Regions from separate parts of the Homo sapiens genome. Here regions 1, 3, 4, 5, 6 and 7 are each linked to region 2. A link is a loop called in an ENCODE intact Hi-C map of the cell type or tissue named here. Cell type or tissue: IMR-90. All regions are shown on one strand. Each heading gives the region's core, and the rest is flanking DNA. Links, peaks and the distances in the headings are about the cores only. Region 1 overlaps OPN3 (opsin 3). Region 2 holds the start of KMO (kynurenine 3-monooxygenase). Region 3 overlaps OPN3 (opsin 3). Region 4 overlaps SDCCAG8 (SHH signaling and ciliogenesis regulator SDCCAG8). Region 5 has its middle 21 kb from the start of MAP1LC3C. Region 6 holds the start of LOC124904604 (a long non-coding RNA gene). Region 7 holds the start of MAP1LC3C (microtubule associated protein 1 light chain 3 gamma).

Region 1 (4,408 bases), core at 324-4,323, 80 kb after region 2:
GATCATCACTCCACATATGATATGCACTCTTTTGGAAAGAAGGTCTGTGGCTCCAAGGGTTAAGGAATTGATGTCTCCACCAACAGGTGGTGGAGACAGTTTTGAGAACCCAAGACTTACTCCAAATCCTGTGATTTTGTCTTAATACCACCTGCCGCCACTAAAGGGTGACTTCTACCTCTCCACAAATTCTACCAGTGGTAAAGTGATGTCTGTGCCTTCGCTGCAAAGCTGCAGATGGATCAGGTATGTGCCTATCACTGTGCTGAGTAGGTCTTTTGGAGAAACCAGAGACATGTGGTCCTACCCTCAAGAAGACTGCAATACTGTATTTTTATATCACACACAACATTACAGAACAATGTAAGATGATATGTGATCATATGTCAAAGTTATGGTGCAAAAACAAACCAGAAAAAGTAAAATCCCAGTGGACTACTGGCTTCATTCAGAGATAAAGCTTAAGTTGGGTCATAAAAGATGGAATAGGTGTTAAGGAACAGAAAGGAATGAAATGGGCATTTCTAGCTGAAGCCTCCTTGAATTATTGCAAGAGTGCCTTGGACTCTGGGGTGTGGAGCCAGGACCAAGAGGTGGGAAGGTCAGTCACTACAGGGGATGGCGCAAAGCTGATCTGCCTTCCATGGCTGTCCATGGTCCACAGCAGGGATAGTCCATCTTTTTCTTACTGTTTTCCCTAATAGAATTTTGAAAAACTATGTATACAACCATATTTAAACTGTGACATCTACATTTTTTGTCTTAAGTTTAAAGAATTGTGTAATATAAACATTTCAAAATTGGAACCATTGGAAAGGGCTTATGTACCCCCCAGCGGTTTTGAAGACAGCGGTCTGTAAAATCAAATCTCGTTGGCATATCATTAGGCTTTGCCTAAGCTTGCTGCAACGGGATACACACCATGCCCAGGCTGCAAACTGCCCGGCATGTTCACTCAGAGCTGGCAGCTTTGATACTGCTGTTCCTTCTGCCTGAATTGCTGCCAAAGATCTCACAGTCTGGAGAAGACAGATGTGTAAACAAACAATTACAGGAATGTGATAAGAGTTAAACAAAGCTGTGTCGGGGAGCTGGAGAATGCAATGGAGGAAGTACTTATCTCTGCCTGGGGAAACACTGGGGAAGGTTTTAAGGGAAAGCAACATTTGAATTGATGAACAGGAGAATTTTATCAAGTTGACAAGAGTGAGGATATTTCAAGGCCAAGGATACAGTATGTATAAAAGCACAGAAGTGAAAATATATATTTAAATGTCTACTCTGTGCATCAGTTTGAGTCAAATAGTTCTTTCCGGTATAACTTAATGATTATACACTCATTTGCAATATTTATCAACAAACACATGTCATACACATACTGTGTGTCAGGCACTGTGCTAGACAATAAGAAAAAAAGATGAATTATAAACAGAGAAGTAAACTACTATAAAACAATGTGATAAATTCAGTAATAGAGACATATGTTTGAGGCCAAAAGTCCTGTATTCAATTCCAGTTTTCTCCATATTACCTAATGAATGTCGTCTGACTTCAGATCAATTTCATTTTTTTTCACATAATTACTCTGTGACCATGGGAAAATTAATTAACATCCCAGAATCTCAATTTGCTCACCAGTAAAACTGAGATAATAGTACCAAAATGCTGTCTCATCGTGTGGGTGTGTGGCTGTATTAAATGAGAATATACATGTTTAGTAAAGTGGTAATGCGTAAGGTATTATTATTATTACTGAATAGTTGAATATCTTGGAGCTAAATTGCTTTAAGTAGTAGAAAGTGGGTGGAAGGCATGGGAGTGGACAGGGCTCTGGAGGTTAAATATCAATACAACTCTGGAGCTTAAATATTAATACAAGGTGTGTTTATCAATATACAACTACCCAATAATACAGTTATTTTCTCACTTTGGCCACTAGATGGCCACATTGAATAGCTTATTTATAGTTCAAGTATCTAGACTGGGGTAAGCAAGTTCACACTAAACAGAAGAGCGTGCTTCAAAAAAGGCCATGACCGAGACCTGTCAATCCTTATCTGTTGTATGAAAAGGTTACTATGACGAAACCCATGCCTTCAAGGAGCACATAATCCAGAGAAGGAGGTAGAAGGAGAAACTCTGCCTATAGTGGGAGGAGGAACACCCAACTCAGGGTATTTTCTGTGGGAAGCAGGTACCACCTGAGTGAGTCTTAAAGATTAAGCACACTTTAACAAGGCCAAAAAAAAAAAAAAAAAAATGATGGGGAAGTGAAGTGACAGCCAATCCTCTTATCCTATTCCAGGAAGAGAAAACAGCTTATGTAAATACATGGAGATCTGACAGAGCTTGCACCATTTAGGTGCCTGCAAATAATTCAAAATGGTAGGACGGAGTTCTAAACAGAGAATGAAAAGACTAAGGACTCTCCTAGAAAACCCTTAAATGCCATGCGTGGAGCTTGGAATGTGTCCCGAGGGCTCTGAGGAGCCATTAAGCTGTTTTTGTTCACTTCCATTACAATACAATTCTAGAGAATTTTATTTTCTTTTGATTTTGCTTTTGGAGGTTTTCCTTATGGGAAGTTCCCTTGGGCTGCAATGAGGAAAATGGATTGTGAGCCAAGCCTGGTTCTAGGGAAACCTAGTGGAGAAATATGGTTACTGTGATAAGGAATGAAACTGATGCAGTGGCACTAGGGAAGGAGAGACGAGGAAGGTCCACCATATTTAAGGAAGTTAATCTTTGTTGGCTGTGGGAATGAATGAAGAAGAATCAAAGCAAGTCTTGGGTTACTGGTTTGTTATAATTAATAGCTGATGTTGCATTGACTTAGAAAAGAAATGGGAGAGAAGTAAATTTGGAAGTGAAGATGATTAGGGGATAACTTATGTCATCATAGATTCTCTGGATCATTTTGAACAATATCTGGATGGACTGTGTTTCAAATTCTCTACCTATAAAATGGGGCAACTGTAAATACCTGTCTTGTGGTCTTCAGAGTTGGCTGGGTGAATGAGCACACAGTAAAATCTTCCAAACTAAGTGGATGCATTTTTCTCAAATTAATGAAAATTTTGCTCACTCAAAAATATATCAATTTGTAGAAATTTAAAAAGATGCAGTTTAACTATTTTTGTTCACAGATAGTAATGGAAACAAAACTCTACGAAGATTGCTTAATAAAGATACTACTTTACTAAGTAGTGGTCTTTATGAGACCATCCCTAGAAGCTTTATAAAATTAATCAAGGAAAAAAGGACAAGGGGAATGTAAAATAAACCAAGCCTGTGGTACATTCAGCATGGATTATGAGGTCAGCTTGCTCTCTGACCTGCTTCCTCATAGCTGTTTGCCTCTTGTCCCAGAATCACGTAGACCCTGTGACAAAATTATAGTTCCCCTTAACTGCTCTATGGATAACAGCTTGAACATTATATAATGTTAAGTTTTCCATTTGAGATATTCTTTCAGGTCCTACGTACCAGTGAAACTACTGACATCAGCTTGCCTGAAGGATCCCACGAGAAGCTGACTCACCAAAGAATGCAGTTTCCACATCCTGATGATTTCATCCTCCGTAACCCAACCAATCAATGACCCCAATTCCCATCCTCTTTCTCCTCATGGTCCCCTTAAAAATCCCAACCCAGATCTCCTCAGGGAGATGAATTTTAGGGTCTCCTCCATCTCATCGCTCAGCACCCACTCAATCATGGCTGTTACCGTGCAGCGGGCATACCATCCTGTTGCTCCTATAATATCTAGTCATATGAAACAATATTAAAGAAAACCAGTACATTTAATATGCTTGAAAAAGTTTGTTCTTTTAAGCAAGTAACCAATTCTTCTTTGAAATCTTGTTTATATTGCTTATTTGTTGAGAAAGTTTCCTTCCTCCTTTTTATTTAATTAACAATAGTAATTTCAGCCCACTAACACTTATAGAGAGTACTTACTATGAGTCAGGGACTGTTCTAAGCAGTTTGCCTGTGTTATCTCACTTAATCTTCATAACAACTCTGTGAGACATGTAGGAATTATAATTACGATTCCCATTTTACAGATGAAGAAACTGAGGCAATAATGGTTTAGTCATTTGCCAAGGTCACAAGCTAAAAAATAAAAGAGCCAAGACTCGAATCACACAGTCTGCTTCCAAAGTCCATGCTGTGCTATACTTGTTTTCTAATTCTTCTTTGAGAATTATCAAAAATTTTATATTAGTGATGTAGAGTCTCTATAGAAAGCATATTTAATCCATTGTCTGCTACGTATGTTCTGTAACCATGTCTAACTTTGATATCAGAAGAAGTCATTTTTTTAAACTCAATATTCTTAAATTGAAGAATTTTAGAGAAAATGAAAGACTACCTTCATTTGAATAATATCTCTCAGCTGTTAGAA
Region 2 (4,408 bases), core at 142-4,141:
TAGTCAAAATAGTTATTCTTTCCAGATAGATGTATAACTTCGAAGCAATCCCAGTCAAAAATCCCAACCATATTTTTATTTTAGGGATTTTTAAAATGGAATTAACAGGCTGATTCTAAAACAGATGGAAATACAAAGCACCAAGAATAGTCAATACATTATTAATGAAGGACAAGGTGGGTGAATTGATGAAGATATTAAGGATTGTATTAAAGCTATTGTAATTTGGCTTTGGAACTGGCATTAGTAGGTATAGTATGGGCAGTATAGACTATATGGAATGAAATAGAATAGAAACCTGGAACGAGACCCACACATATATGAACACTGGACCTACACCAAAGGCAATGCGGGAAAAGGAAAGTCTTTTCATTTATTGGTACAGGGAATATTGGGTATTCATTTGGAAAACAAATAAAATTTTGACATCTATATCACAGCATTCCAAAAACAAAAAAACTAACTCCATGTTGATCATAGACCTAAAAATGAAAGGTAAATTATAACTATTTTAGAAGTCAACATGGAAGAATATCCTCATGACCTCAAGATTATACAAAAAAAGTGATAAAACATGACATGAAAAACTCTAACCACAAGGGAAAAGAATGTATTAAATGAAGAATATTCTTTCATCAAAAGACACCACTAGGAAAGCAAAAAGGCAAGCCACAGAGTGAATGAAATGTTATTTGTGACATATCTAAGTACTAAAGTTCATATGCAATGGGACTCAAAAAAGGAAAAAAAAATTCCCACCCTCCCCCCCCAAAAATTAACACTACCTATACAGAAGAAGAAAAAGAAGTTGTGAATGAACAGGTAAAAATGTGCTCAACTTCACTGATAATCAAAGGACTGCAAATTAAAAGAACACTGAAATATAAAGCACATCTACCAGACTGGCAAAAATTAAAAATTCTTGGCAATACATACATTGGTGAGGATACAGCAGAAGACAAATTTTACACATTGTGTTAAGTAAAAGCTAATGCACTACTTTGGAATGTAACTTTCGTTTATTCAGAAAGGTTAAAAATATGCATAAACATGGCTGGGCGCAGTCACTCACATCTGTAATTCCAGCACTTTGGGAGGCTGAGGCGGGTGGACCACTTGAGGCCGAGTTCAAGACCAGCCTAGTCAACATGGTGAAACCCCATCTCTACTGAAAAAATACAAAAATTAGCTAGGCGTGGTAGCAGGCACCTGTAATCCCAGCTACTCGGGAGGCTGAGGCAGGAGAATCAGTTGAACCTGGGAGGCAGAGGTTGCAGTGAGCCGAGATTGCACCATTGCACTCCAGCCTGGGTGACAGAGTGAGACTCCATCTCAAAAAAACCCAAAAAACAAAAAACAAACAAAAAAGCATAAACAGCATATGAAACCTAGAGATACTCATACATATGTACATGACATTGTATACACAAGAGTGTTTATGGCAACACCATTATTCATGATATTAAAAATTTGGAAACACCCCAAATGTCCATCAACAGCACAATGGACAAATAATAAATGACGATAAAAATGAATGAACTGGAAAAACATGCAACAACACAAATGGATCTTAAGAGATATAATATTGAGAAAAAGAAGCAAGTTGTAAAAAAATAAACAGTATAAGTTCATTTATAGGAAAGTTCAAAAAAGTCAACACTAAACTATTTTAGGGATGCATCTATCATGGTACAATTATACATAAAAGCAAAGAAAGTTGGTATGGCAGTTACCTCTACGAAGGAGGGGTGATTAACAGGGGGCACGTTAGACTTCTGGGATTCTGGCAATATTCTCTCTCTGCACCTAAATGGTAGTTACATGGATACTTGCTTTACAGTAACTTATTATACTGTTCATTTGTGTTATAGTTCATAATTTTTAAAAGATTTTTTAACAATGATACATATTGATACTGAGGAATTGATACATATTCTCTACATATTGATATTGAAGAATTCTCAAGCTATATGTTGTAAAGTGAGAAATATGATGTGGAAAAAGTTTTTAAATGTATGTTTAAAAAGAAAGGAAGGAAGGGAATGAGAGAGTGAGAGAAAGAGAGAGAGAAAAGGAGAGAGAGGAAGAACAAGAAAGACATAATCAACGTGTAGAAGAATACGGTAACCCACACACCAAAACAGTTGTTGTCTTTGGGCAGGAGGAATAGGTGGCCAAGGGTCAAGGTTAGCAGGATTACTATTCACCGTGTACTCTTTTGTGTCTTTAATTTCATGCCATGTTAATGTATTACCTATTCAAAATAAATAAAATACCTAATCATGCTTATCCACAAGGGGTCACTATTGAATGCCATTTAACTCTAGTTCCTAACCAGGGAAAAAAACGTTCTGAATTCTTTATGTGCTTAACAGGAAGTGAAGAAACAACTTCATTTATGTTCTTATTTTACATTACACCACATCATGTTCCAGAAAACAATTGCCATTCGCAAATCATGCACAAAAGTATAACATTTAAAACGGAGTGAAAAAGACAAAAAAGTGAATAGATAATATGAAGTCGGGAATGAGTTTACAGAAGCGTTGTGTCAGTCATCTCCCCTAGTGGTAATTAGACTCTAAATTTTCGATTCTAAAATTAGATTCTAAATTTTCTAGCATCTGGGCTGAAAAAAAAAAGGGGAAGTATGGTCAGTTACACAATTCAAAATGTTGATCGGGAGAATATTAAGACCTTGCAGAGAATTTTCCCTGGTAGAGCCTGTTAAAAACAATCCATGAGGACCCTTTAGATGAAATTTTTGATTGGTCTTAACCACAAAAATGATCCACAGATGAATTATGAAACCATGTCATCTTACTCTCTAAGGGAGGTATAAGATGTTTTTGGACTTCAGATGAGAAGGGCTCCATTCATGGTTAATCATGAATGAAAACGAAACTAAGAATATATGCTGTAGAAAAAGAAGAAGAAAAGCCACAAGACTGCTTAAAAATTTCTGTGTCTTACACAGAAGATAGAAAAAATAGAGTGTCTCCAATTGGATGGATTTTTTAAAAAATTTGGTTATTGTAATGGATTTATTTTTTCTTAGAGCTGAGCTGATTGTACTTTGGCCAACTAATGGGTTAATACTGTCAAGGGAAATTAGCCCTGACTAAACATTGCCGCTGGCTCATGAATGCACTAGGCTTGGGGCAGTATAAAAACTCAGAGAAATCAGTGTGTAGGAGACACAGAAATCAGTGTCACTCAGTGACAGAAGCAACAATAATTGTGAAAAATACTTCAGCAGTTATGGACTCATCTGTCATTCAAAGGAAAAAAGTAGCTGTCATTGGTGGTGGCTTGGTAAGAATTTTCAGATGGATTACTATTGTTGGTGGTATTATATTAACTATTATTACTCGTAATGATTATTATTCGTCACTTCTGCAAATTGTTAATTTTCTTGTGAAAACTCTGATATTTAAATACAGCTATTTTGTTTATTTTTTTAATATTTTTATTTTCATAGATTTAATATAGTATGAGTTTTAATCTGTTCTTTTTCAGGAAAGGTATTTTATAGCCATTAAATACAAAGGTTTCTGTTTTCCCTCATCATTTTGGTTTAGGATTTGTTAAAAAGCAAAAATAATGCAAATTGAATTTGATTTTATCCCCAAATTGGCTATGTTTTTAGGAACAGGAATTAGTCTCAATATTCATTTTAATAAAAACATTTGTTCCGCTTTGTTTAATAACTCAGTTAATGCTGTCTAATGAGAATAAAAGGGTCAAGAAACATGAAGCTAACGTCAAAGTATCATGTTGAATGTTCACTAGTTATATGAGTAATTGGGAATAAGATTTATGTGGTCGCCTGACTTACTTGACTCTTCCAGTGGAGCACCTAAGACAGTGGAGTGAGGTGTTCACCTCTCACTGAGCACGTGACGTAAAGGTGCTGGGGCTTCCCCCATACCTAACAAGACGGAAGGAGAGGTCACTCTCTGCTTTCATAGTTATGGTGCCAAAGGTAGTTCTGTTTAACATGGGTCTGCTCCGATTCAACTTTGCTTTTTCCCATCTCAGCAGAATTTCTGTTTCAGAATACAAACATCCCAGTTAGTCAAGGTTAAATCATTTCCCTATCACCTTTGGTCAAATCATTTGGAGACTTTTCATTAATTATTCATATATCCACTCAACAAAAAATTTATTGAGGGCGTAACACTGTTCTAGGCTGAATATAGATGGTATATTTTATGCCACACATGTATTTATACAGTATATGCTGTCTTTTGTTCTGCCTTCCTTAGTGTCTTTTCCCCAAAGTGCTAGAACAGTTCTTTTAATATTTCTGATTCTAAATTTTCATTTAGAAATGCTATCACATGATGTGTTGGTCACTGGTTGGGACATGTGTCGTCACTGCTTCATACTAGGCTTGTGTCCAATC
Region 3 (4,408 bases), core at 270-4,269, 96 kb after region 2:
CCAATAGTCTGTCAAGTGAATAGCACCCCTTCCAAAAACAGTATGCTAAAATGTTTTTACATTGATTTTGAGGTAGTTGCCATGCATAGAAAGATTACCTCTCATTTCTATTAATATAATTGCTTTGCAGAGGAACGGTATTTCTGGATAAAATTATTTTAAAAATACCAAAAATTGCAAATTTCAAACCTATACCAAACTGGGGCAGGATGAAAAATATTCTCTCATATTCAAAACTTTTGTTTTGGAATCTGTGTTATAATAAACCACCAGAAGGAAGCCACTGTGAAGATTGGCGAGGGAAGGTAGCGGGGAACTGGGGGATCTATATGGGAGCAGCAAAGACAGCAGTTCCTATCAACAATGACCCTGTTGAAGAAGCACTGATAGGGGTCAGAAAACCTGAGGAAGAAAGCAGACTCCTTATGAATATTCAACACTTGCTCTAGTGCAGTTTTTCTCAACTTGGCGCTTATCGATATTTGGGGCTGGATAATTCTTTGTTATGAGGGAGCTGACCTGCATTGCAGAATGTTGAACAACACCCCAGCCCTCTACCCACTGAATGACAGTAGCATCTGATTCCCAGATGTGAAAACCAGAATGTCTCCAGACTTTGCCAATAAAAGGCCAAACACTCTGGTTTAAAAATCACTGCCTTAATGGGAGAAAATTAGCAAAATTATTTAGATGGAACCTCTTATATCTAAATGTGTACTATTTTTAAGTAGCTTTATTGACTCATATAGGCTTACCCTAAAACTAATGATCTGTACTAATAATACAAGAAGCCAGGACTATGATTGCGATATATTTTACCAGAGATGGGTCCTAGTGGTCCTCTGTTCCTCAGGTTGGAACCTAGAACAGTGTGAAGGCAAGAGGATGACATGGAAGAAAAGAGCCACTGGAAACTGCTAGCTGGTCTTTCAATTAGCAAATCGTTGCGGGGGGGTACCTGTGAAATGTAAGCAATTCCAGGGAATGCAGAGGTACCATACACATAGTCTTTGTTTGAAAGGAGATTACAATCTCCTGACAAACTATTTCCAGTGCAATTCTCATCTTTTGCTTTTTACTTTTCTATCTGGTTGGTACTTATGTTTCAACAGCAGGGGTCATTACCAATGTTATGTATTTATAAAATGAGAACAGAACAATGTACAGCTCATTTCTCCATAATACTTCACTTAAATCATTTTAGGAAATTAACTGTATTATTAATTGCCTAAAAACAAGACTCCAAGCACCTCCTCAGCCATACATTCCCCCAAATTTTTCCTTTAAAGCTGGTAAAATACTGCAATGGTTACACAAGCTTTAACTGTAAACTTAACTTACAAATATAGTAAAATTAACTTATAGTAATGATAAAAAATAAAGTTTCCCCATACTGGGTAATATTTACTTTTATGTCAGAGATGAATACGGAACAAGTAAGAGTCTCAAATGAGCAGCAATAGAGAACTCAAGGGCTTTAATTATATGATGTATAATAAAAAGAAATGGCATAAAACACACTGTACTAGTATCCTCAAGGATTAAACTATAAAATGCCTAAATATGTATCTCATTCTGACTGAATTATAATCAGGTATTCATCTTCCTGCTACACTTTGTCAACCCTGCACCTCTGAATCCAGTCATTCCTCTGATGTGTATGCCTTAATATTAAATAGTTGTCCAGAGTGTATTAGAATTAAATATATATTTAGCAACAAGCAAATGCCAAGAATCATAGGACATCAGCAGGGACCAATGAAGGTATTATATATAAAGATTTTAAGCTCGACATATCAGAATAAAGAGATCGTTTTTCTGATTTCAGGAGTGAACTTAACTCCCTTCTCTTTCAATCGGAGTTGGCCCATTTTATTATAATTATAAAAACTGTAATTTATAGGATTATTTCGCTATTTGTTGAAAAGCCAATCTAAAGTTCCAGAAGCCACCACTTTTTAAATAGTGCTTTATGTGTTACATATTCTTACATGTAATAAATCACTCTTGAGATGCAAGCAAAGCGAAACAGTAGCATTTCATTTCTCATTAATGGGTCTCAATACAAAGTAGGAGAGTCCAGGCAAGTCACTTAACTCCTCCAGGTTTTATCTACAAAGAAACTGGTATAAATACCTGCCCTTTCTTACCTTACACAGTTGTCCTGAGGATCACATAAGAAAATGTAGTTGTCAAGAGAAAAGTATTCCTACAAGTGCTGGAGCAGAACTGTTGTCATATATTTTTGTTATAGCCAAATTCTTTCAGGTGAATCACTCAGCTTTTGTACTGTTCGTGCCTTACAGAAAGCTGGAAGTACTGTGCCCCCTGCTGTTGAAATGTGAATACATTTGGTTGCTGGTTAAAAGGAAATGAACTACACTACAAATACCTCTTTATAATGAAGGTAAAAATACTAAAATAAAAATCTGAAAATTTTCAGAGGAAGCAGCCACCTTTACGCAACAGGAGCATGACTTTCACTTGATCCATCAAGATGAAGGCAAATAAAATTAATCTTAATCAGAATTTCTTGGTATTGAAACTTTATGATCGAATTTCTTTATACTTCCTCTCCCTAAGCCCTTGATGTCCTGGGCTTCTAGACCCAATCCCCTAGAGCTCCTCTTGGCTCCTTCCCCAGGCAAAAGAAAAAGTTTCTGATTAATGTGAAAAACTTAACTCACTGAATGTCATCCGAAATAGACTTCGGAGAGTGTTAAACGATTCGGCTTTTAACCTTTAAGCCACCTGTTTTCAACTGTGTAGTGAGTTTTGGCACCTTTTAAAAGGGATGCCGTGCACAAGGCAGAGACTTCTGTTTTGTTTTTTCTTTTGCCAGGAAACAGGAAGTGCTAGTTACAGTGGGGAGTGAGACGGGTAAAAAATGTTTTAAATGCTCATTAAGGTAAAAGGTACCTTACCTTAAGGAAAACATTCCAACAGAATGTTTGTCAGGTACAGAGCACTTATTTTTGTATCTCTAATTTCCCAGAATAATGCCAATTCATAACCCACAGTAGGTGTTCAATGGATGCTTATTAAATTAAATCACCTTGATTTGGATCTCTCACGCTGACTGGAAGAAAGGGTCTGTCGCATCCTCAGTCCCCCAAGATCTGGCCTTCGCACAGGTCTCTCTGCAAACCAGGTTCGGTCACATCTATGAATCCAACTTTCATCTCCACGGTTTTTAAGATTCCCAAGTGACATGTTTGCATTTAGGGGCATACTTTAATTAGTATATGACGTCTTCATGCTGATGTCCTAGAATGTATTACTAATATTTCTATTACTATTCCTTAATGGTGATCAACTAAGAAAAAATAAATTATGAAGTCCATCTTGACCAAGAATTCCTCCCCACCAAGATTTGTAAAACTTTCTGCCACACATATCTGAAGATGATCTTTTTTGACTTTAACACCTAGAAATGTATATTTTAATTTAAAATAGAATTTTAGAAACTTCTAAGAAATCAGTAATTTTCTCACCAGTTCAGTAAACCACTTTACCAATTAATCTTTTATTTTTTATTGCATACATCAATATTTAACAGAAGAAAAATAAAGAACCCCTAATGTTAAACTGAATTACATGTTATCTTCTGATTCTTTTCAATGTAGACCTAAATTTTCACATGTATCAGTAAACACAATTTATGTTCTTATTAACATTTTTGAATCTCACTTTTTTGCATACAATTTGACATATATCAATATTATTGAATGGCTATATAACATTCTGTGATAGCACTAGCAATACACCAAAATTTACTTAACCATTTCCAATCGTTGGGCTTTTTTCCCCCTTAAAGTTATCTGAGTGGAACTGCTAGAAAACTTTGTACAAATAGCTTTTCTTTCTTTTAAATATTTTCCTGGGCATATGCCACTCAAAGTGAGTATGTCAAAAGATCAGTTATAAAGCCCTTTTTATAGTCTTCTACACAGTTCTCTTAAAAGGCTACTAATACACAATGCTGCTGCTATAAGGACACATGCAATTAAAACAGTTTTGCTAATACAATAGCATGAACTAAGTCAAAGTTGCATTTTTAATATTAGGAAATTTGAATACCATTCAAATTGATTTTTTATATCATTTATACACGATCGCTTTATAAATTTGCCTAAGAGTACAAACCCTTATGGATATGCATATAGTTTTACAAAAACTGAGTGCATCCATGTGTAATGCAAATAGCTTCTTTTAAATTCCATCTTGTTTTGTCTTTTTCCTATTTACTACACATTTAAAACTTTTTCTCTTAGTTGATCTACCTTGCCAATTGCCATGAAGTTCCTTTATACCACTATTGGTGTGAGACTTGTAGTATTTTTCTTTTTATACTTAACATTTTAATTCATTTGGAATATCACATGTAAAGTGGATCTAATCTTTCCAC
Region 4 (4,408 bases), core at 302-4,301, 1.8 Mb after region 2:
AGTTCAAGCCTCCCAAGCATTGCTAAAGGAAGTCATTTAACAAAGCCACTTAATAGCCGGGCGCAGTGGCTCACGCCTGTAATCTCAGCACTTTGGGAGGCTGAGGCAGGCAGATCACGAGGTCAAGAGATTGAGACCATCCTGGCCAATGTGGTGAGACCCCGTCTCTACTAAAAATACAAAAATTAACTGGGCATGGTGGTGTGCGCCTGTAGTCCCAGCTACTCGGGAGGCTGAGGCAGGAGAATTGCTTGAACCCGGGAGGCAGAGGTTGCAGTGAGCTGAGATCACGCCACTGCACTCCAGCCTGGCAGCAGAGTGAGACTCCATCTTAAAAAAAAAAAAAAGCCACTTAATGAGTTCCACTGAAGAGTAATACTAGTCACCTTCAGTGGTTGTAGGTACTGTTGAACAATTCTTTTCTCTGCAGTTGAAGACCTTATATACTCTAGTCAGGAACTCCACTTTCCTCACTTTTCCAACTCCACTGCTGGCACGTCACTTTCTTCGGATGACCTACTTCTCACTTTACTAAGATTAGGACCAACTGACAAGAGCCTCCTCAGCATCTTCTCATCCCTCGAATGTCTCCTCTCCTTATTTCTCCTTTCTTTTCTGGCCCTCTTATTTCCCAAGATGAACATCTTTCTCCCCGTTTTTGATGTCTCCCACTTCTATGTCATCACATTTTTCTTGCATCCTTTATCCTTTTCTCTCCACTGTTTTTCCCCCTCATCCTGCCCACAGCCTTTGTTTAAGTAAACAAAAAGCAGCTTTCCTGTGATCATCTTTCACTTCGTTTATTACCGTCCATTCCTCATTTCACTGGCAGACATCTCACAACAGTTGTCCACCCTGGTAGCTTTCCTTTCACTTCTGAGTGCATCGCAGCCAGGCTTTGAACAAACTGTAGCCTGATTTTATGTTACTGAAGTGCTCGCTTCATGATCACTGGTCACTTCCTGATTACCAAACCCAGTGACCTCATCTCAATCCTCATTGGACTTAAACTCTATAGATTTGGAACCCTGTTAACTGGCCTATCATAACATACCATCTCTTTCCCTTGATTTAGCTGATATGTTACTCTCATGGGTCCACATTGTACCATTCTTGTCTACTCTTAAGTCTCTTTTAACTTGTTTCTTGGTTTCCACAAGTCTTAAGTGTGGACGTTCCTCAGAGTTAGTTCCCAGCCCTCCTCCCATGTTGCCTTGACTTCCTGGGATTCATTTCTCCTCACGTGGCCAAATATTACCAGTGAATACACCCACATTATGCCTTTAGCTTTAACTGCTCTCCTGAGCCCCAGCCCTACGTGTTTTGCTGCTACTAGATCTTTTTTTATGGATGATACACTGCTGGCGTCTGAAACTCTACACAACCAAACCGTTCATTGGCTCCGCCTTCCCATCTACCACTCCTTTTCTTTCTACCATTTTCTCTATGATCGTCTTCAAACAAAGGCATCACCATCTTCACCGCAGTCCTGGCTTGCATTCTTTAAAACATCTCGGTTCTTCCCTATGCTTGCTCTTGACATTCCATCAGTTCCCAAGGTCTTTCTCTCTCTCTTCAGAGTCAAATTTCTATTTAACTATGCCTACCTTTTCATTCTTATACCACTGCCCTGGTTCAAGGCTTCACATCTTCACATGCTTTTTTTTTTTTTTTTTTTTTCAGAGACAGGGCCTCACTCTGTCACCCAGGCTCAGTGGTGCGGTCATATCTCACTACAGCCTTGCACTCCTGAGCTCAGCTGATTCTCCCTCCTTAGCCCCGCAAAGTGCTGGGATTACAGGTGTGAGCCACCGTGTCCAGTGGTATACTTCACGTATTCTTATACCAAGTATGCAGACAATTACAATAGCTTTCTAATTGGTTTCCCTCAAATTTCATCTAATTCCAGCATACTTTTCACAGTGCTCTCATAACATTTATAGTTCCTGAGTTATAAATCTCCCTGTTTAGGTAGCTCCCCTCTTGCAGTAGAATAAAAGACAAATCTGGCCCCATTCTAACTTTGCTAGTCTTCTCTTTCACTCTACTCTTTCATGTCACCTTCACTGTTTCCAGAACATGACCTGCAGTTGGCCATTTTCATTGATTTGCACATGCTGTATTTTTCTGCCTTGTAATAATCTATGAAGTATCTGTTCAATCTATGAGGCTCAACTCAAGTGGCAGTCTTCCTGAAGTTTTCCCCAGCCCCTTCTTGTTTGAATTAACTTCTTTTTCCTCTGTATTCCTGTTGATGTGGTGTATAATTTTGGTAGTTGTTTACACAGTTTTCTCCACCAGAAGACCTTGAAATCAGGTCTGTGACATCTATCATTGTATTTCACACATGACCATTTACGTCTTAATTAACAATAAATGTTTGTTCAGTGGAAGTCAATTATTATTAATGTGAAATTTGTAATTAATTTTTTAAAAAATTTAATAACTGAGAGCAAGCAACACTATTGTTCATTAGGAATCTATAGCATTTTCAGTAAATTAGTAATAATGAATGCAAGGACAAAATGTATTGCAAGTCTAGTACTTTTTATCTAGAAGGTATGTTGAAACACACTAGAATTTTTGCTTTCTAAGTGCATTAAAAAGCCAGGTGGTATACATATTTTAATTTAAAACCCAACTACTTATATTACTGAGTGATGAAATGGTTACTTGGTTTAGTTCCTTGACGTTTGTTGCCATCTAGTGTGGCATTTGGGTATCACATGCTAAATAGAAGGAATTATATATTTACATTCTTTGTGGCAGTGAAAATGCCTGAGGATTTTATAAGAAAATAAATATATAACTTGAGAAGTATATAATGCCATGCAAACATTCTTGTGTGGAACTACCTTGGATAAACTCCCTACTCTCACCACTTTCTAGGTCTCTGATTTGGGCAAGTTACTGAATGTCTCAAAGTACCAGTTTCTTCAATTGAGTGATAAGAACCAATTAAAATGTATTGAGAGGGTTAAATAATCCATGTATACCACTTAGCAAAGTATCTGGCACCTAGTAGGTGCTCAATAAATATTTTTGTTTGAAAATGGAAGTTATTTCAATTGGTGATAATTTTAAAAGAGGAAAAGAATTCACCTGGGACTAAATGGAGAGAAAAAGTAGAGGCTTGTGCAGTCACACCTTGATAAAAAGCTACACGAAGCAGATGAAAAGGTTAACCAGGCCTTAGGCCTGCCTGCTTGTGTTGGAAGGGAAATTGTTGAGAGGTATGTGTAAAGGCCTGAAGGCACAGGCTGTGGCATGAAGTTACCATAAGCATATCTGTAATGATATAACCCTCTAAGGAAAAAAAAAATTTTCTTTTTTACTCATAACAACTTGAACAAAGTATGTATTTCCAATTTGCTAAGACCTATCCTGCCATATATCTTTGTGGGTAAGTGGTGTGAACTTTTTAAAAAAGTTAATTATTATGTATACATAATAATTGTACATATTTATGGGTTACATGTGATATTCTGAAGATTAGTTTTTAAAACAGCAGCCTGGTAGGTTGAACAAATATTTACAAAGACTTTTTCTCCCTTTTCAAATATCCAAATTATTCTGTTTCTTGGATTACAGGGAGTCAGAAAGGCAGGAATTAGAAACCTGGATTAAAAATAAAATCAGAAAAGCATTGACTATTTGGTTATAGTCACAAGGATAGAAAATAACGCTTCTTGATTTGCACATTATCTGTCCCAAAAGAAGTGTAAATATCTTGAAAAATGGTACATAGGGATAGACTGATAAATTTCTGGTTAGCAAGGGTTTATAAATTAAAATCAATAGTTTGCATTATTCATAAGTTAGATGTTTGAAATGTGTTAATCTTTTTAATTTTGTGGGCTTTATTCATAAAAATAAAAATGTTTGTAAGCTTTAAAGTTTATGTTCAAAGGTGTGAGCTGTATATTTTTCATAAGATCTTAATTCCTTAGTTATGAATTATTCTGTCACAAAGATTTCTTGAAAACTAACCCTAGCAGTTGGGAAGGACTTTTATATGATCTACAATAGGTTTCCTGTTTTAAAATTTTAGTTGACTAGATATAAATTTTGTTTTCGAAAATATTTTGACTGCCTAAGATAGTAGTGCCTACCCTTTGGCTTAATAAAACCAGGACTGGGAATATCAAGTCCAATAAACTGTGTTTGAAAAAAAGTGTTAATATGTCAACACAGAATGACCACAGCTAAAGAAATTTCCCAGAAAAGAAAAGGTACCTTCAGGAATGAGTCTGCTGGGTGGGGGGAATGTATAATTCCCCAACTTCTCAAGACCTACAGCCATTTCCACCAAGGAAAGGGCCGTGTTCAGGGAAAGGGAGAGAAGCCAGGACTTGGGAACTACTGAGAGAAATAACAGCCGCAGGCCCCAAATTAACTTTGTCACCTA
Region 5 (4,408 bases), core at 224-4,223, 490 kb after region 2:
TTGTTCTGTGTCAGCCTCCCGAGTAGCTGAGATTACAGGCATGTGCCACCATGCCTGGCTAATTTTTTTTTTTTTGTATTTTTAGTAGAAACAAGGTTTCACCATGTTGGCCAGCCTGGTCTCGAACTCCTGACCGCAGGTGATCTGCCTGACTAGGCCTCCCAAAGTGCTGGGATTATAGGCATGAGCCACTGCACCCGGCCTGAACTTACAAAATATATTAAAAATTCAGCAAGAAATACTCAAAATTGACAAGAGTTTAAAAAGCCATTTTTGATAAGTTGATACATTTGAATGAGATGATTTTCCTGTGTAGCCTCATTTTGGGTTATGATTTGATGTATTTAAGCATTTCCTTTATGTGCAATAAGTCTCATGGCTGCTCACTTAATACAGACACTTCATGTGAGTATAGTAGTTTATGGCTTAAAAATCTTTCTCCTTTTTTTTTGAGTGCAGTGGTATAATCTTGGCTCACTGCAACCTCCACTTCCAGGGTTCAAGTGATCCTCCCACCTCAGCCTCCTGATTAGCTGGGATTACAGGCGTGCGCCACCACACCTGGCTAATTGTTTTGTGTTTTCAGTGGAGACGAGGTTTCGCCACTGTTGGTTAGGCTGGTCTTGAACTCCTGACTTCAAGTGATCTGCCCCCTTCAGCCTCCCAAATTGTTGGGATTACAGGCATGAGCCACTGTGCCCGGTCTCTTACAAATGTTCTTGACACATTGTCTCAGTTGATCTGCACGGCATTTCTGAGAGGTGGTGGTGTTCTTGTCTTTCAACCAGTTAGGCAGGTACCTCCGAGAAGATGAGCAATTTCCACAAAGGCACCCAATTTAGAATATTAGAAACACCAAAAGTTTACATAATTCAGCTGTAATGCAATGTGTATTGGCTAGCATCTGCGGTTTAACACTATTGTTTTATCAAGCCCAGGCGTTTCCATACAAGTAGTACTTGGAACTCTCCCATGGGTCCTCCTCTTGCAATCACAGCATTTGACACTTTTGATTGGATGCTTTTTCATGGTAGCGAATATTTGTTGAGAAACTGTTCTGTATCAGTCACAGTGCTAAGCGTTCCTGTGTATCCTCCACACTCAAGTCTCAACAGTAACCTGCTCACTAACGGATCTCAAATCTGTATCTTCAGCCCAGGGCTCCCTCATTTCCATTTGGTTGCCTAACACCTGCTAGAAGGTGGAAAAAGAGTCGTAGCAAGTACTGCAATCATCTGCCCACTATTAGAATATCTAAATACGAGGCCGGGCGCAGTGGCTCACGCCTGTAAAACCCAGCACTTTGGGAGGCTGAGGCGGGTGGATCCAAGGTCAAGAGATCAGATCATCCTGGCTAACACGGTGAAACCCCGTCTCTACTAAAAATACAAAAAATTAGTCGGGCATGGTGGTGGGAGCCTGTAGTCCCAGCTAGTACAGGCAGGAGAATGGTGTGAACCTGGGAGGCGGAGGTTGCAGTGAGCCGAGATCGTGACACTGCACTCCAGTCTGGGCGACAGAGCGAGACTCTTAAAAAAAAAAAAAAAAAAAAAGAATATCTAAATATTTGTCTTTCCACCTTCTACTGAGTCTGCAAGCTCCAAGAGAATCAGAGGCAACACATTTTTCACTTGACTCTCCCTACAGTCAATTTAACTTTTAACACATAGTGGTTTCTCAATGTTTATTGGCCTCAAGGTACATTGTATCTAGTATGTTTAAATCAAGCCAGGAAGGAAGAAATAAAGTTGGTAATTTGGCCACTAGATGTCACACCACACTTGATGGTCAACAGAAAATTCCTGGCCTATGTTGTTCCAAATTTCACCTCGATTTTAATATGAAAGCAAATCTTGTGTTACTGTATTCATTAATCTCAACCATTTGAAACAAAGTATCAACCAGACTTTTCTTGGTGTTAGTGTCAACTTTTAATTACTCATTTTTATGGGAGGAGACAATGTCTGGGGATAACGTGCAAATAATTTGTAGTTGACTTAGGAATTTATCATGTGACATTTTCCCAGTCTGTTTGCCTTTTTAATTGTCTATGGTTAATATTAATTTGCATTCTGAGAACTGTGTGAGATAAATTAGGTGTAGTGAGGTAGGGATTAATCTGAAATTAACGATTTTATTAAGCAAAATTTTGCTGATGCCATCCTCGAAATTAAGTCCTTCAGTGGATTCCCATTGCTTTTGTTTTTAAATTAAAATAATTTTTTTTGAGATAAGGTCTTGCTATGTTGCCCAGACTGATCTCGAATTCCTGGGCTCTCCTGCCTCACTCTCCTGAGTAGCTGGGATTACAGGTGTGTGTCACCATGCCCAGCCTCTGTTGCTTTTAGAAGCATTGTCCAGGTGTGCTAGCTCATTCCTGTAATCACGGCACTGTGGGAGGCTGAGGCAGGAGGATCACTTGAGGCCAGGATTTCAAGACCAGCCTGGGCAACACAACAAGACTCCGTCTCTAGAAAAAAAAAAAAAAGGAGGACCAATATACTGAATGTGGCCTACCTGGCCCTGCCTGCTTGGAAACCTACAGAGCTCACCCACCTCTCTCCTAGGACATGCCTCCTCCAGCTGTGCCAACCTTTTTTTTTTTTTTTTTTTTTTTTTTGAGACGGAGTCTCGCTGTTGCCCAGGCTGGAGTGCAGTGGCGCAATCCCGGCTCACTGCAAGCTCTGCCTCCCGGGTTCACGCCATTCTCCTGCCTCAGCCTCCCGAGTAGCTGGGACTACAGGTGCCAGCCACGGCGGTGCCCGGCTAATTTTTTGTATTTTTAGTAGAGACGGGGTTTCACCGTGTTAGCCAGGATGGTCTCCATCTCCTGATCTCGTGATCTGCCCACCTTGGCCTCCCAAAGTGCTGGGATTACAGGTGTGAGCCACCGTGCCCGGCCAAGCTGTGCCAACCTTACCTGCGAAATGTGTCAGACCCTTCCCTCCTATTCCATCAGATTTCAGTTCAAGAGTCACTGCCTGATGGCAGATTTCCACGACCTCCCACTGTGCTATTGTCCTATGGCTGCTGTAACAAATCACCCCAAATTAGCAGCTTGAGACAACACACATTCTCTTACAGTTCCGGAGATCAGAAGTCTCAATGAGCCCCACCAGGCTAAAATCAAGGTGTCAGTGGGGCTATGCCCCTTCGGGAGGCTCTAGGGGAAAGTCTGTTTTCTTTTCTTTTTTTTTGAGACAGAGTCTCACTCTGTCGCCCAGGCTGGAGGGCAGTGGCACGATCTTGGCTCACTGCAACCTCTGCGTCCTAGGTTCAAGTGATTCTCCTGCCTCAGCCTCCTAAGTAGCTGGGATTACAGGTGCGTACCACCACACACAGCTAGTTTTTGTATTTTTAGTAGAGACGGGGTTTCACCATTTTGGTCAGGCTGGTCTCGAACTCCTGACCTCGTGATCTGCCCACCTTGGCCTCCCAAAGTGCTGGGATTACAGGCGTGAGCCACCACGCCCAGCTGGAAAGTCTGTTTTCTTGTCATCTCCAGTTTCCAGAGGCTGTCTGCATTCCTTGGCTTGTGGCCTCTTTTCATCTTCAAGACCAGCAATCATATCACTCCAGCCTCTGACTTCTGCTTCTGTGGCCTCATTCCCTTCGCTGACTCTCATGATTCTTCGTCATTTAAGAATCCTTGTGATTACATTAGGCACAGCCAGATAATCCAGGATCATTTCCCTATTTTAAGGTCAGCAGATTAGCATTCCTCTATTTTGTTTTATTTATTCACTCATTGATTTTTTTATTTATTGAGACAGAGGCTCACTCTGTCACCCAGGCTGGAGTGCAGTGGCGTGATCTTGGCCCACTGCAACCTCCGCCTCCCAGGTTCAAGCGATTCTCCTGCCTCAGCCTCCCAAGTAGCTGGGACTACAGGCACCTGCCACCATGCCTGGCTAATTTTTGTACTTTTAGTAGAGACGGGGTTTTACCTTATTGACCTGGCTGGTCTGGAACTCCTGACCTTATGATCCACCTGCCTCAGCCTCCCAAAGTGCTGGGATTACAGGCATGAGCCACCGCACCCAGCCTATTTTAATTTTTAGAGATGGGGTCTCACTATGTTGCCCAGGCTGGTCTCGAACTCTGGGCTCCAGTGATCCTCCTGCCTCAGCCTTCCAAATTCTGGAATTACAAGCATGAGCTACCAGGCCTGGCCAGATTAGCATTCCTAATTCCATCTAGGACCCCAGCTCCCCCTTGCTACATAATGTAACATATTGACAAGTTTTGGGGATTAGGATGTGAACATCTTTGGGGGCCATTATTCTGCCTACCATAGCTACCTAAGTTAAACACAAAAGATTTTAAGTTCTTATAACCACTTGTTACAGTTAATTTCATTTCTTGCTCTTCACTGTATCTCCATTCTCCAGCACTTTGCTCAAATAAA
Region 6 (4,408 bases), core at 176-4,175, 370 kb after region 2:
GTTCAGCTGCCTGCTACATTGCAGGAGATTCAGAGGACAGTGGAACATGTTGAACTGAATGAAGCATGAGTGTACAACTAGCAAAATTCAGACTCGGGAGGCTCAGGTGGGAGGATCGCTTGAGCCCAGGTGGTCAAGGCTGCAGTAAGCCATGATTACATCACTCAACTCCAGCCCCGGTGACAGAATGAGACCTGTCAAAAACAAAACAAAACAAAACAAAAACACCAAACAAAAACTAGCAAAGAAAAAACTTTAGTTGAATTCTTACTCTGTTATACAGAGGCCCCATCATCCTTCCATGCTGTGTCCCAGATAAGCCAGTGCTAGCATTGTGGCTGTCCTTGGGCCATCCCATCTATCCTTAGAGTTCAGGCTACTTTTGCCCTGCAATCTTAGCCCTCTAATGATTTTATTTTATTTTTTATTTTTTATTTTTTTGAGACGAAGTCTCACTCTGTCACCCGAGCTGGAGTGCAGTGGCATGATCTTGGCTCACTGCAACCTCTGACTCCCAGGCTCAAACTATTCTTCTGCCTCAGCCTCCCAAGTAGCTGGGATTACAGGCACCTGCCACCACGCCTGGCTAATTTTTGTATTTTTAGTTTCACCATGTTGGCCAGGCTGGTCTCGAACTCCTGACCTCAAGTGATCTGCCCGCCTCAGACTCCCAAAGTGTTGGGATTACAGGCCACCGCACCCAGCCCAGCCCTCTAATGATTTAAAGGAAAGTTATGATTTTGTAGATTATCCAGTTTTTCTTGTTACTAATGTGAGAATGAATCTTTTTTCCAGCTTCCTCCATCCTAGGCAGAAATAAAGTCCCAAATCTTTGTTTTTTAACGGGTCATAGAGGACCCATCATCACCCTTTATTCATTCCTTGATCATCTCAGGCTAGAGAAGTCTAGGGATACAGCTATATATAACATGACCAGAAGAATTAACTGGGCCGTAGCATAATCACATATTTGAAACAGGTAAGTGAGTCATCTGTGGCTAGAGACAAGTCCTGGTCACTTCCCTATTCTGCCCCAATACTCAACTTATTACATTCAGATGTTGCTTAATGGCTAGATGCAGCTTTGAGGGTAATGCTTCTATTAAATATGTCAGTTCAGTTTTACAATGGAAAATTCTGAAGATGGATGGTGGTGATGGTTGCACAATATGAAGGTACTTAATGCCACTTAATCATCCCCTTACAATTGTTAAGATGATAAAAATTATGTATATTTTACCCCAATAACAAGATCTTTTAAGGCCGAGCATGGTGACTCCTGCCTGTAATCTCAGCACTTTGGGAGGCTGAGGCAGGCGGATCACCTGAGGTCAGGAGTTCAAGACCAGCCTGGCCAACATGGTGAAACTCCATCTCTACTAAAAATACAAAATTAGCCAGACGTGGTGGCACGCACCTGTAATCCCAGCTACTTGGGAGGCTGAGATAGGAGAATCGCTTGAACCCAAGAGACAGGCAGAGTTTACAGTGAGCCAAGATCACACCACTGCACTCCAGCCTGGGCTACAAGAGTGAAACTCTGTCTCAAAAAAAAAAAAAAAAAAAAAAAAACAAGATTTTTAAAATTAAATTTTACAATCCAGTACAAAATAAAAGCATTGTCCATCCTTGTTTCTCAAAAACCCAGAAAGACCTTGGTGATCTGGTCACCCTTCCACATTCTTATTATTCAGTGACTTCTCATACCAGGTACTGTATGTTGTATAGCACCTGAAGTCTTTCTAAACACATTTCAGTGTGTTTTATTTATTTATTTATTTGAGACGGAGTCTTGCTCTGTTGCCAGACTGGAGTGCAGTGGCATGATCTCAGCTCACTGCAATCTCCACCTCCCGGGTTCAAGTGAGTCCCCTGTCTCAGCCTCCCGAGTAGCTGGGACTACAGGAGAGTGCCATCATGCCTGGCTAAATTTTGTATTTTAGTAGAGATGGCGTTTCACCATGTTGACCAGGATGGTCTCGATCTCCTGACCTCGTGATCCACTCGCCTCAGTCTCCCAAAGTGCTGGGATTACAGGGATGAGCCACCACGCCCGGCCACAGTGGGTTTTATTTAACAGTTAACTGGCTCATGCTTTAGGGGAGGCAGAATAGTTGAAAGAACCAGCTAGGAATCAGAAGACTTGGTCTGTAATTATGACTTGCCTGAAACTCTAAGTGACCTTTGGAAAGCCACGAAACCTTTACTGTCTTTTTTCTTACAGGACAATCATGAGAGATTGATCTCTAAGTCTGAAATTGGCACTCCAGTGTTTTCTGAATGAAAACACACAGTAAATTCTTTGATTCGGGAGTAAAAACTACTCCAAAACTCCACAAGAGGGCAGCTCCTCCACACCTGAATGGCCTCAGAGACCTTCCAGGCACCTTTGAGGTTATTGTAAAACCACTTTTTTATACAATGTTTTATTTTTATTTATCTTAATTATACAAGTAGCACACAAATATATTCCCACATAAAAAGTCCAACATTACAGATCAATTTCAAGTCACTTTTGATTAGTATGCTAATCCTAGTTTCCTCCCCTGTTATCAGGTTGTTTTCTGAGACTTTGAAAACACAACTTCTGCAACTAATTTTTTCAATCTGCATATAATTTGAACATCATTAATATCTATGTATGTATAAGAAATTTGTGGATATTAATATACTTCTCTTAACTCTTTAAAATGCATGTGTCATAATTTACTTGTTTCTTAATGACATTTAGATTATTTATCTTTTTTCAGTATTCAAAGAATGCTGCATTGAATATTTCAGTACTGTACTTTCAAAAAAGTGAAGAGCCTCACAAGACTTCATGGTAATTAATATTTTAATTAATTAATTAGTTTTTAATTTTATTATTATTTTTTGAGACTCCACCCAGACTGGAAAGCAGCGGCGTGATTTCAGCTCACTGCAACCTCCGCCTCCCAGGTTCAAGAGATTCTCCTGCCTCAGCCTCCTGAGTAGCTAGGAGTACAGACGCATGCCACCATGCCCGGCTAATTTTTTGTATTTTTAGTAGAGACGGGGTTTTGCTATGTCGACCAGGCTGGTCTGGAGCTCCTGACCTCAAGTCATCCACCCACCTTGGCCTCCCAAAGTGCTGGGATTACAAGCATGACCCACTGTGCCCAGCGGCAATTAAGATTTTAAAGCTAATTTATTAAGCCAAAGGAGGAATGTTTTAATAATTTTACTAGCCAGAAAAAAATATATAAAGTCAATTCATAGAAAGGGGACTGAAAGAGGGGGAAATGCCTGGCAGTCTTCCTTGGAAGCATTAGGTTACTCCATTCCATGATGTAAATCATTCTGGGATACAATTTCCTGCTAGGGCATTTTATCAGGTATGCTTTTGACTTAGATCAAATTAGACACAAGTAGCAAATGGCTCAGCGAATGCAGATAACTGAAACGAGAAAAGAACGATCCAGTGTTGCACCCAGGAATGTTAGGTGCTGTGTCCTGGTTACTTTTTTTTTTTTTTTTTTTTTGAGACAGAGTCTCACTCTTGTTGCCCAGGCTGCTGGAGTGCAATGGCGTGATCTCGGCTCACTGCAACCTCCACCTCCCGGGTTCAAACGATTCTCCTGCCTCAGCTTCCCAAGTAGCTAGGATTACAGGCACCCGCCATCACGCCTGGCTAATTTTGTATTTTTAGTAGGGATGGGGTTTCTCCATGTTGGTCAGGCTGGTCTCGAACTCCCAACCTCAGGTGATCTGCCTGCTCAGCCTCCCAAAGTGCTGGGATTACAGGCGTGAGCCACGGCGCCCAGCCTCCTGGTTACTTCTGTGTGCCCCACAGTGGAAAGGAAATGTTCGCAGGTAATGAGTCAGAGCAATTCAGATTTCATGTGTAGAAGAAAAGTTCAACATAAACATATTGGACAATATTAATGTAAAATATGGTCAGCCTTCCACATTCTTATTATTCAGAATAAAACTTTTATCTATAGCGAATATTCCTGAAGAACGTTTGGAATTCTTCAGAATCCAAACGTTGAATGTCCCATTCAAGCTGTCAGGTTCCAAATCCTATGTTTCCTGAAGAGACATGGCTGGGATCCGGCTGGGAAAATTCCGAAGGTGCCAACCTTCAGGTCACGGTACCTGACTGGTGCTGCATTCTCCTTCCAGCCTTGAAGATTCTGAAAGTGGAGGTTTCTTAAGCAGATACAGAGCTAATGGCCAGGTTTCTTGGGAGTACATTACAATAAATGCAAGAGGTGCAGAAAGCAAGAAATTGCTCTGGATCTTAGAAAAATGGGCTTGGAGCTCCATTAGTGTCTGCTACCTTCTGCAACCCAGATTCCAAATTGTTTTCCAGACTTGTGTTAGAGTTATTGGTGTCAGAACATCTTTTTTCATCCCCAGGGATAAGACACAAACACCTGCAAAG
Region 7 (4,408 bases), core at 319-4,318, 470 kb after region 2:
GTTGAGGAAACATGACAACACAAAAATGCTAAGCAAATAACTTCCATTTGCTATGAAATTAAAGCTATTGGGCTGGATGCAGTGGCTCACACCTCTAATCCCAGCACTTTGGGAAGCTGAGGCAGGCAGCTCACGAGGTCAAGAAATCGAGGCCATCCTGGCCAACATGGTGAAACCTGGTCTGTACTAAAAATACAAAAATTAGCTGGGTGTGGTGGCGTGAACCTGTAGTCCCAGCTACTCGGGAGGCTGAGGCAGGAGAACCAGGAGGCGGAGGTTGCAGTGAGCCGAAATTGCGCCACTGTACTCCAGCCTGGTGACAGAGCAAGACTGCGTCTCAAAAAAAAAAAAAAAAGAAAAGAAATTAAAGCTATTTCCCTAGAAGTACAAAGGTGATGCACAGTCTCGCTGATATTTCACTTTTTTTTTTTGATTCCCCTGCCTCAACCTCCCAAGTAGCTGGGATGACAGGCACGCAACACCACACCTGGGTAATTTTTGTATTTTTAGTAGAGACGGGGTTTTGCCATGTTGGCCAGGCTGCTCTTGAACTCCTGACCTCAGGTAATCTGCCCTGCCTTGGCTTCCCAAAGTGCTGGGATTACAGTGTGAGCCACTGCGCCTGGCCCTAATCCTAACTTTCATTCTCCCTTGGCCATCTTCCATTCACACTGAACTAACTTTAACATGTAAGTTTGCCTAGAGAGAGGAAATCAGAATGCTCTTAACTCAGTAAAACAAAATAAAAAGAGGCCTGGGCAACATCGTGAGACCCCCATCTCTACAGAACATTTTTAAAATTAGCCGGGCACGGTGGTGCTTTCCTGTAGTCCCAGCTACTCAGGAGGCTGAGATGGGAGGATCGCCTGAGCCCAGAAGGCCAAGGCTGCAGTGAACTAGGTTCACACCACTGCACTCCAGCCTAGGCGACAGAGCTAAATAAAGCAAAATAAAAAGACACTCATTCATCGTGTGTTCTCAAAAAAACAGGCTGCAACAGCGATGCAGCTTCCAAGCACTTTTCAACCCTGTTGAAAACTTACTCATCGGGTATATTTACTTTACTCCCAAATCATTTTTTACTGAATCCATGTGTCAAGTGATGTCCTTTATGCTTTAAGAATAGCTGCCTGTTCTTTGCTGTACCTCTGGCTTAACCAAGGGAGGAGTGTGTTTGGGGGATGCTTTTCTCTCTCAGTGTTCTGAGCAGGGAACGTTTCCTTTGGGGAGAAGTCCCCACCCCTAGGCACACATACACTTGGAAAAGGTGCTGGTCTCTGCAACGGACGCGCAGACTCGGTTTCACACAAGATCTGAAAGAAAGGATCTCCCGGCCTAGCTTGAGAGCCAAGACTAACTACTTTAGGAAATTCTTAGAAATGTTGGCAGGTCTTTTTTGTTGTTGTCGTTGTCTGAGGGATTCTCCTTACCTGTTTAAAATAGAGTAATTCTTTTTTTTTTTTTTTTTTTTTTGAGACAGAGTTTCACTCTTGTTGCCCAGGAGTGCAGTGGAACAGTCTCGGCTCACTGTAACCTCCGCCTCCCAGGTTCAAGCGATTCTCCTGCCTCAGCCTCCCAAGTAGCTAGGATTACAGGCACCCGCCACCACGCCTAGCTAATTTTTGTATTTTTAGTAGAGACAGGGTTTCACCACGTTGGCCAGGCTGGTCTCAAACTCCTGACCTCTGCGATCCACCTGCCTCAGCCTCCCAGAGTGCTGGGATTACAGGCATGAGCCACTCCGCCCGGGGTTTAAAATAGAGTAATTCTAAGAGCATCTTTTCAGGGTACTAGTGAATCTAAAAGGTGACTTCAAAAAAATCTCTTTCCTCTCTTCCCCTGACGTGCCCCCATCCCCAAAATAAAACTGCCAAACGAAGAAAGCCCAACAGCCCCGGCGCACCCAGCGCACCTTCCTCCGGGGCACGCTCTGCGCCACCTACCGGATGATGCTGAGGAACTGGGTCATGGTCAGCTCCTGCGGGACCAGGAACTTGGTTTTGTCCAGCGGGGGCAGGAACGTCTCCCTGGGGTAGCGCTCCACTACCACCTGTCAAGAGTGTCAGTCCTTAAGAATGTGACTCAGCGTGAGTGTTAGGAACTTGGAACAGACAGAGGGAAGCTGTTGGCTGCTCTTGGTTTTTCAGAGAACAGGATCGGAACCCCACCCCCACGCCCCCCAGCGGAAGTCCAGTGGTGTCTTACCGGGATTTTGTTGGGGAACTTTGCCCGGATTCCAGCAACTTCCTCTTGTCTGATTGCTGTGAATATTTCAAGCACAAGAGAAGAAGCAAAGATCAAGAAAAGAAGCAAAGATCAAGAGAAGGCCAGATCCGCTCCTCTCTTTAGATAACCCAGAAAGCTACCCCAAGAAATTTACCCAAGCTTTTCCTCTGCTTGAAGGGTCTGACGCTTGGGATTTTCTGTGGAGGCGGCATTGCACTCAGTAGCTGTGTCTGTTTTAAAAAAGAAAAAAAAACTGTCCCGCAACCGGGAACCTAACTCATTCCTCCAGCTGCTTCCAAACTGCCTGCAGGAGCCTGAAGGAGGCCCTTATGTAGGGCTGAGTGACATCAGGCCTCTCCTCTCCCTCCCCTCTCCCCACTCCCCCTCCCTGGGCAGCAGGAGGTCAGTTCTGATGGAAATGGAATCGCCACCTGCTTGCTGGTCAGAGAAAGCCACTTTGTTCATGACCAGTTCAAGATGTTTCTTTGCAAAAGAAATTAGGGTTTGTAATAAAATCATTGGCTGGGCAGCGGACTGTGGAGAGGTAAAACTGCCTTGTGCTGGGATGTTTTTGCCCTTCAGTAGCAAGGGGGGGTCCAAGCTGGATCCACCTCAGCCTGAAGTGTGCTGTGTAGTTCTCACAATGGTCCATGCCCTTTATCACAGAAGGAAACCTATACTAAGAAAGGTGAAGTGATTTGCTCGAGGGCACACAGCAAGTAAGAGAAGCGGTATGGATTAAAACCTAGAGCTGTACACTGGGTGCAGTGGCCCACGCCTGTAATCCCAGCACGTGGGAGGCCGAGGCGGGTGGATCACCTGGCCAACATGCTGAAACCCCATCTCTACTAAAAATACAAAAATTAGCCGGACGTGGTGGCTGGCACCTGTAATCCCACCTACTCAGGAGGCTGAGGCAAGAGAATCGCTTGAACCCAGGATGCGGAGGTTGTAGTGAGCTCAGGTCACACCATTGCACTCCAGCCTCGGCAACAAGAGCGAAACTTCATCTCAAAACAAAACAAAACAAAACAAAAAAAACCCAGAGTTGTTACAAGGAAGTCCAAGTACTACACTCCAGTATATTCTGTCACTTAGTTTTCTCTGGGATAAAAGAAGGAAGGAAGGACAATTGTCCCCAAGATCTTGCTTTTAGAGTTAAGAAACTGGGTCTCTGGTCATACATAGGGGAAACCAAACTCCATTTCTCCTATATTCTCACAACACAGATCACTTTTGACACTAGATGTGTGTGTGTGTGTGTGGGTGGGTGGGGGTTCCCCATACACCGAGCAATCACTTCTACAGTGGACACCAGCTAGGTGTCCTCCAATCCAACTCTGACACTGTCTACCTGGAGACAGCATCAGATCGGGCTGAGGGCTCTGTCCCACAAGACTGTCCCCCACTTTCAATGCCGATTGCAAGCCCCAAGTTGTGTTTGTTGTTTTTTTGCTTGTTTGAAACAGAGTCTTGCTCTGTTGCCCAGGCTGGAATGTAGTGGCACGATCTCAGCTCACTGCAATCTCTGCCTCCTGAGTTCAAGCGATTTCTCCCGAGTAGCTGGGATTACAGGCACATGACACCATGCCTGGCTAATTTGTGTGTTTTTAGTAGAGAGGGGGTTTCGCCATGTTGGCTAGGCTGGTCTGAAACTCCTGACCTTGTGATCCTCCTGCCTTGGCCTCCCAAAGAGCTGGGATCTCATGCGTGAGCCACTGCGCCCAGCCCCTAGCTTGTTTTCCCTGTGCTTCTGATCTATGGGACATAAGTCAGGCTTCCCACAGCCCCCGCCTTGGGTTTCATTAATTGGCTAGAATGACTCACAGAACTCAGGGAAACACTTTTACCGGCTTATTACAGAGGATATCACAAAGGGTACAGATGAAGAGATGCATAGCGAGGTATGGGGGAAGGGCATACCACCCTCCAGGAACCTCCACGTGTTCAGCTAGCAGAACCTAGGCCTTTTGGGTTTTTACGGAGGCTTCATTATGTAAGCAAGATTGATTAAACCATTGGCCACTGGTAATCAATTTAACTTTCAACCCCTCTACCCTCCCCAGAGGCTGGAGGTGGGGCTAAAAATTCCAACCCTCTAATCTCACCTTTGTCTTTCTGGCGACCAGCCCCCATCCAAAGCTACCCAGGGACTGCTAGCCGTCAGTCAACTGATGAACTA

Evidence for each region. Peaks named below come from ENCODE experiments on the same cell type or tissue, not always from the same donor. Only the 100,000 strongest peaks of a DNase experiment are listed, where the experiment ranks them.
Region 1: it touches region 2 in a loop (4-fold over the local background); 60 of 110 quality-filtered maps call a loop at or near these places.
Region 3: a loop joins it to region 2, with 8 times the contacts of the local background. A loop is called at or near these places in 64 of 110 quality-filtered maps.
Region 4: it touches region 2 in a loop (6-fold over the local background); 8 of 110 quality-filtered maps call a loop at or near these places.
Region 5: a loop joins it to region 2, with 6 times the contacts of the local background. A loop is called at or near these places in 23 of 110 quality-filtered maps.
Region 6: a loop joins it to region 2, with 8 times the contacts of the local background. A loop is called at or near these places in 12 of 110 quality-filtered maps.
Region 7: a loop joins it to region 2, with 6 times the contacts of the local background. A loop is called at or near these places in 27 of 110 quality-filtered maps.

Annotation. Positions count from the first base shown.
Region 1 is chr1:241,609,253-241,613,660 of GRCh38, forward strand. All of the region lies in intron 1 of OPN3 (opsin 3), which reads right to left. Among named protein-coding and RNA genes, the nearest start is that of CHML, 29 kb to the right of the region's middle. In IMR-90, for the core only: a CTCF peak has its summit at 1,936 (motif pointing right); DNase peaks (open chromatin) are centred at 1,049, 1,979 and 3,529; H3K27ac peaks cover 669 bases.
Region 2 is chr1:241,529,184-241,533,591 of GRCh38, forward strand. KMO (kynurenine 3-monooxygenase) reads left to right here and starts at 3,195. Exons shown (of 15, transcript NM_003679.5): 1 at 3,195-3,315. The coding sequence starts at 3,262. RefSeq lists an enhancer at 2,778-2,927. In IMR-90, for the core only: a CTCF peak has its summit at 2,313 (motif pointing right); a DNase peak (open chromatin) is centred at 2,328; H3K4me3 peaks cover 866 bases; H3K27ac peaks cover 187 bases; H3K27me3 peaks cover 250 bases.
Region 3 is chr1:241,625,354-241,629,761 of GRCh38, forward strand. The region is part of intron 1 of OPN3 (opsin 3); the gene reads right to left. CHML (CHM like Rab escort protein) reads right to left here. Exons shown (of 2, transcript NM_001381853.1): 2 at 3,498-4,408. Among named protein-coding and RNA genes, the nearest start is that of CHML, 13 kb to the right of the region's middle. In IMR-90, for the core only: a CTCF peak has its summit at 2,325 (motif pointing left); a DNase peak (open chromatin) is centred at 2,308.
Region 4 is chr1:243,322,801-243,327,208 of GRCh38, forward strand. The region is part of intron 9 of SDCCAG8 (SHH signaling and ciliogenesis regulator SDCCAG8); the gene reads left to right. Among named protein-coding and RNA genes, the nearest start is that of MIR4677, 21 kb to the right of the region's middle. In IMR-90, for the core only: a CTCF peak has its summit at 2,705 (motif pointing left); a DNase peak (open chromatin) is centred at 2,711; H3K27ac peaks cover 210 bases.
Region 5 is chr1:242,018,258-242,022,665 of GRCh38, forward strand. No RefSeq gene overlaps it. Among named protein-coding and RNA genes, the nearest start is that of MAP1LC3C, 21 kb to the left of the region's middle. In IMR-90, for the core only: a CTCF peak has its summit at 1,771 (motif pointing right); no DNase peak of the experiment used is centred there.
Region 6 is chr1:241,894,209-241,898,616 of GRCh38, forward strand. It overlaps LOC124904604 (a long non-coding RNA gene), which reads left to right and starts at 2,009. Exons shown (of 4, transcript XR_007067056.1): 1 at 2,009-2,394; 2 at 2,751-2,824. RefSeq lists silencers at 1-85, 925-1,125. In IMR-90, for the core only: a CTCF peak has its summit at 2,348 (motif pointing right); no DNase peak of the experiment used is centred there.
Region 7 is chr1:241,996,571-242,000,978 of GRCh38, forward strand. MAP1LC3C (microtubule associated protein 1 light chain 3 gamma) reads right to left here and starts at 2,528. Exons shown (of 4, transcript NM_001004343.3): 1 at 2,381-2,528; 2 at 2,206-2,261; 3 at 1,944-2,050. The coding sequence starts at 2,438. RefSeq lists an enhancer at 2,513-3,038. In IMR-90, for the core only: CTCF peaks have their summits at 1,977 (motif pointing left) and 2,179; a DNase peak (open chromatin) is centred at 2,101; H3K4me3 peaks cover 233 bases.